Regions from separate parts of the Homo sapiens genome. Here region 1 is linked to region 2. A link is an interaction called in ENCODE POLR2A ChIA-PET data of the cell type or tissue named here. Cell type or tissue: CD4-positive, alpha-beta T cell. All regions are shown on one strand. Links, peaks and the distances in the headings refer to the core of each region. The heading gives the core; the rest is flanking DNA. Region 1 overlaps MACO1 (macoilin 1). Region 2 overlaps RHD (Rh blood group D antigen).

What was found. Peaks named below come from ENCODE experiments on the same cell type or tissue, not always from the same donor. Only the 100,000 strongest peaks of a DNase experiment are listed, where the experiment ranks them.
Region 1: POLR2A ChIA-PET joins it to region 2 with 5 read pairs; 2 of 35 experiments call an interaction of 5 or more read pairs at or near these places.

What each region holds. Positions count from the first base shown.
Region 1 is chr1:25,477,307-25,480,226 of GRCh38, reverse strand. All of the region lies in intron 6 of MACO1 (macoilin 1), which reads right to left. Among named protein-coding and RNA genes, the nearest start is that of MACO1, 48 kb to the right of the region's middle. In CD4-positive, alpha-beta T cell, for the core only: no CTCF peak of the experiment used is centred there; no DNase peak of the experiment used is centred there.
Region 2 is chr1:25,328,746-25,331,654 of GRCh38, reverse strand. RHD (Rh blood group D antigen) reads right to left here. Exons shown (of 10, transcript NM_016124.6): 10 at 1,210-2,757. The coding sequence ends at 2,731. It also overlaps a transcript of RSRP1 not described here. Among named protein-coding and RNA genes, the nearest start is that of TMEM50A, 8.1 kb to the left of the region's middle. In CD4-positive, alpha-beta T cell, for the core only: no CTCF peak of the experiment used is centred there; a DNase peak (open chromatin) is centred at 1,544.

The DNA of each region.
Region 1 (2,920 bases), core at 98-2,597, 150 kb before region 2:
AAATTCTCAGCAATTTTAAAAAATTTATGATGGACAATTTTTCATTAGCTGTCTACAGAAAGCATTAATTTGCCTTGAATGTCCATTATATATTTTAAATCTTTACTAAGGTAGGCAGCAAAATGATTTACCACCTGCATTGAGTTTATTTTTGATACCCAGTCACAGTATCAAAAACTGAATAAACAATGGAAAAGTATAAATAAAAATATAAATAACTCATAATCCTCTTATCCAGACGAACTGCTCACTATTTGGTGTACCTCTTTTCTGTATGTTTTTTTCTATTTCTTCGTACATGTAAATATATTTAATATTGGTGAGAGAGTACCACATATACAGCTTATAAATCACAAGTACCTTCTCACACTATTAGACATTTTCCATAAATAATTAATTGCTGACTAATATTCCATTGTATGGACGTACTATACAATCCTATTTTCTAAGATATATCTCAATTTTTGCATTTGCCCAATAGAAAAATGTATGTCATGAGTTTTGAAAGAATTATGTGTGGCCAGGTGCAGTGGCTCAGGCCTGTAATCCCAGCACTTTGGGAAGCTGAGGCGGGCAGATCATCTGAGGTCAAGAGTTCGAGACCAACCCTGCCAACATGGTGAAACCTTGTCTCTACTAAAAATACAAAAAAAGCAGCTGGGCTTGTGCCTGTAGTTCCAGCTACCAGGGGAGGCTGAGGCAGGAGAATCGCTTGAAGTCAGGAGGCAGAGGTTGCAGTGAGCCAAGATCACACCACTGCACTCCAGTCTGGGCGACAGAGAGAGACTCCATTTCAAAAAAAAAAGAAGTATGTGTTAGCAAATTGAACTGAATCAAGATAGTTGAGTGCTAGAAGCATTTATTAAACAGATAACTACTATTTGTCTTAATGGCATACTTAACCCTTTGGTGCTGAAGTTCAATACTTTATAGGTAAAATACAGATATATAATTTATTAGTGTGAAGTACAAAGAAGTTTTTATTAAGTGGTGTTAAAAGGTTAATGCAAAATCGCCAAATGTATTAATATGATTTTATTAAAATGTCATTAGCTGAAACCTAAATTAAAAGCAATGATCAGGAAGAAAACGAGGCAGAAGTAATAGATTATAAGCCTTGAAACTAATCTCAGCAGACAGGGATAGAGAGAATGGAGGAAAACATCAAACCCCTTTTATCTGAGTTAAGGGCCACACTCTTCCCTAGACTATAGAATTTTAAGGGATAAAAGAGTAGTTTTCTCCAGAAGAGCTACAATCTCATTTAAAAAAAAAATAATGGGCCAGATACATCTGGACCAAGCTTTAATAAGGCTTAGTCAGGAAATAAATGCACTTCCTTCTTGCCTAATTCTTGTGGAACCAGTTTTCACCCTTACAAAGGCCTGCCCTGTGGCATCACCACTTTGGACACAGACAGGGCCCATGGCAAAGCTGGAGTTTATATGTACAATAAATATGTCCATTTTTGTCCAACTGAACAAGCCAGGGTTCTAAATTATTACACATCAGGTCCAGGCAACTTTTCCTACTCACTTTACTGATAATTTCAAAAGATAGCACTCAACTTCTAAGGGAGTTGTGAAGCTACCTCTGAATCCTATTATCTAACTCACAGCAAGAGTTGGGACCCATACAGCAGCACTTTCTCAGGTCCCTGTGTCAGATGCCAGGCTGACTTCAAAGCAAAAGTGTCAAGTTTAAGGATCACTCTTACTCCAAACCTTAACTATATCTCACCTTCTCCCTAATCCTACCCAATTAAGATAAACTGTAATGTAAATGATTAATAATTATTTAAATTTAATTTTAAGAGGAAGAGATTTACATTTTAATAAAGGGCAATCTGCTAATTGACCAAAGGAATGAAGTTCAAATGTTAGCCTTTCAGACAGGCTAAAGAGGAAAAATATCTTTGAGTATCTGGAAGAACACCTGGTGGTAAAATAAATACAGTATTTATTTATTGAAAAAATTTTTTTGAGACAGAGTCTCGCTCTGTCGCCCAGGCTAGAGTGCAGTGGCATGATCTCGGCTCACTGCAACCTCTGCCTCCTGGGCTCAAGTGATTCCTGTGCCTCAGCCTCCTGAGTAGCTGGGATTATAGGCCTGTACCACCATGCCTGGCTAATGTTTGTATTTTTTGTAGAGATGGGGTTTTACCATGTTGACCAGGTGGTCTTGAACTCCTGAACTCAAGTGATCTGCCTGCCTTGGCCTCCCAAAGTGCTGGGATTACAGGCCTGAGCCACCACGCCCAGCTGAAACACAGTATTTAAGTATTAGCTTTTAGTTGAAATGGGTATTGTTTTTAAGTATCTGAAAAGGTAGGGAGATACTATGTCTAAATGTTTGTAATTCTTATCTCTTGTGAATTACCTGAATTACAGCCCACACCACTATGCCTTCACTGAAAGTTTAAAAGTCTTCAGTGGCTACTGCCAATAACTTCATGGTTTTAAGCCTGACTTCAGCTTTATGAGGCCTGACTGAAAGCATAGGGGAAGTTTAAGGCATCAGGGCAGTAAATTTCCCCAGGAATCAAGTCTTATAAAAAAGAAGCAGACCTTTTTCTCAGCCAAGACTTCACCTAGGGGTGACTATGAGTCACAGCCCATACCCATTCCAGAAAACCACCTAAAGATATATGTCTGTGGGCTGCAGGTTGGACCCCATGAACCCCTGGGGATGATAAGGAGCCTCAGCTTTGCTGGTTATCTATGAACTCTAAAGAGCAAGTGACAGAGAGGCTCTAGGCTCTGCAATACAGAATTTACCCTGCTGCTTGCTCTGTAGGAGAAGGGGCTTCAAAAAGTCATCTCCAAATTATACAGCCAACTAATTGAAAGGTAGGTTTTCTAACAAACCCTTCACATCAGCCAAAATGACCCACTCCTTGTTTTCCAGACATTTTCTGCCT
Region 2 (2,909 bases), core at 410-2,909:
CGGAGGTTTCAGTGAGCCGAGATTGCACCACTGCACTCCATCCTGGGTGACAGAGCAAGACTCTGTCTCAAAAAAAAAAAAAAAAAAAAATCACATTTTTCTCAGAGCAAAGTCTTTGTGATACTAAATCTGGATAAACGCAGTGGAACACTGAGGACGTTTATGCATAAGGACAGTAATCACGAAATTATCTTTGTATACATTGTCCATTAATGACTACTGCTATTTACTGAATTGAGCTCCCTCAGATTCATCTTTTGAAGCCCTAACCCCTAAAGTGACTATATTTGGAAATAGGTGCTTTAAAGAAATAATAGTTAAGGTCAAATGAGGTTATGAGGGTGGAGCCCTAATCTAATAGGACTGGTGTCCTTATAAGAAGAGGAAGAGGCCGGGTGCGGTGGCTCACGCCTGTAATCCTAGCACTTTGGGAGGCCGAGGCAGGCAGATGACAAGGTCAGGAGTTCGAGACCAGCCTGGCCAATATGGTGAAACCCTGTCTCTACTAAAAATACAAAAATTAGCCAGGCATGATGGTGGGCACCTGTAGTCCCAGCTACTTGGGAGGCTGAGGCAGGAGAATTGCTTGAACCTGGGAGGCAGAGGTTGCAGTGAGCCGAGATCCATCGGGCCACTGCACTCCAGCCTGGGCGATAGAGCGAGACTCTGTCTCAAAAAAAAAAAAAAAAAAAAAAAAAAAAGGAAGATGACACCAGAAGTGTAAAAGCAGAAGACAGGCTCTATGAGGACACAGGGAGGAGGCAGCCATCTGCAAGACAGGGAGAGAGGTCTCACCAGAAACCAACCTTGCCGGCACCTTGAACTTCCAGCCTCCAGAACTATAAGGAAATAAATTTCTGTTGTTTAAGTCTGAGTGGCTAAACAACAGTTTAAGCTGCTGTTATGGTAGCCCAAGCAGACTAATACAACGCTTAAGGATTTCAGTCACTGAGTGGAACCACCTTAGAATGTGAAAGACAATGAGGATATACACACAGCCTCCTTCCCCTGTGTTTGGAGGGTGGCTTCAAATTCCTTCTGTTTTATGTGCTGTGTAGGAAAAAAAAAATCTGTAAAATTATGTGAGTTTGTAATTGATAGATTGGTTCTCTTTTGTGCAAATAGTGCTTATAGTTTAAAAGTCCTAGAAAAATTAATTCACAGTCACATTTTCTGTATGCAACTACATTTATGTAAGTGAAAACTTGGTAGTTTGTTAGCTTGTTCATTTTTATTTTTCAAGTATTATGTAAACAAAAAGAACCTTGGTCTGCCAGAATTTTCAAAGAAAATTGGCAAAACAAGATTTCCCATAGTAACAACCATACATATAGCTATGTTCAGTGACTAAATGGTGTTTATGTGTTTCTTAAGCAATGGAGTTCATTTTGACCAATTGTCTGTTAAGAAGTGCCTAAGAAAACCGCTTATTCATTTTCCACATCCTGTTTGGCAAAGTGTGACACATAGCAGTAGAAAACAATAATATAATCTTGGGATGCATATGCAATCAGTGCACAGAGAGCTGTCGTATCAGCCTTCAGAAGAGCATTTAAACACTGCCACACGCTGTCCGTCTGTTTGTCCTGCAACCAGGTTCTCCCCTTGGTCTCAATGGAAGCCTGAATCACAAGCACTGCCACGTTCACAAAGCTGTTAATTCTTCAAAACACCAAATGGTATTCAAAAAGGGAAGTATAGGCTGGGCACGGTGGCTCACACCTGTAATCCCAGCACTTTGGGAGGCCGAGGCAGGCTGATCATGAGGCCAAGAGATCCTGGTGAAACTATCCTAGCCAACATGGTGAAACCCTGTCAAGTAAAAATGCAAAAATTAGCTGGGTGTGGTAGTGCGCACTTGTAATTCCAGCTACTCGGGAGGCTGAGGCAGGAGAATTGCTTGAACCTGGGAGGCGGAGGTTGCAGTGAGCCGAGATTGCGGCACTGCACTCCAGCCTGGTGACAGAGTGAGACTCCGTTTCAAAAAAAAAAAGTATAAAAATCTGAAGACTCTAGTGGTATAATCTAATTAAGTTTCTATGAAGCACATGATTGCAGTCATGTCAAAGCAGTTTCTATGAGCACACTGTTATCTGTTAAAAAAGCAAACAAGGCTGGGCACAGTGGCTCAGGCCTGTGGTTCCAGCACTTTGGGAGGCCGAGGCGGGCAGATCACTTGAGGTCAGGAGTTTGAGATCAGCCTGGCCAACATGGTGAAACCCCATCTTTACTAAAAATACAAAAAATTAGCCAGATGTGGTGGGTGCCTGTAATCCCAGCTACTTTGGAGGCTGAGGCAGGAGATTTGCTTGAACCCAGGAGGTAGAGGTTGCAGTGAGCCAAGATGGTGCCATTGCACTCTAGCCTGGGTGACAGAGTAAGACTACATCTCAAAAAAAAAAAAAAAAAAAAAAAAACAAGGAATAATAATAAATTAACCTTAGCTTACTGGATGACCACCATCATATATGCAGTCTGTTGTTTACCAAGATGTTGTTATGTGGTACATGGCTGTATTTTATTGTTGTATTCTACAGTGCATAATAAATGGTGAGATTCTCCTCAAAGAGTGGCAGAGAAAGGATTCAACTCCATTTTCTCTGACTCCAGTGCCTGCGCGAACATTGGAGACTTTGCTGTCATGAGCGTTTCTCACGTACAAATGCAGGCAACAGTGAGAGGAAGTTGTCTTGTTTTTGAACAGGCCTTGTTTTTCTTGGATGCTTTTGCTTAAAATCCAACAGCCAAATGAGGAAACTGTAAAAGCAAAACAAACATTTTTATTGCAGATGAACCCACATACTGATTTTGGCTTGATCTCTTGAAACAGCCTAAATGTCTCATTACAAAGACCTTAGAAATTCTTTCATAAAATCTGAATTGGAAGAGATCTTGGATATATAGGTTTT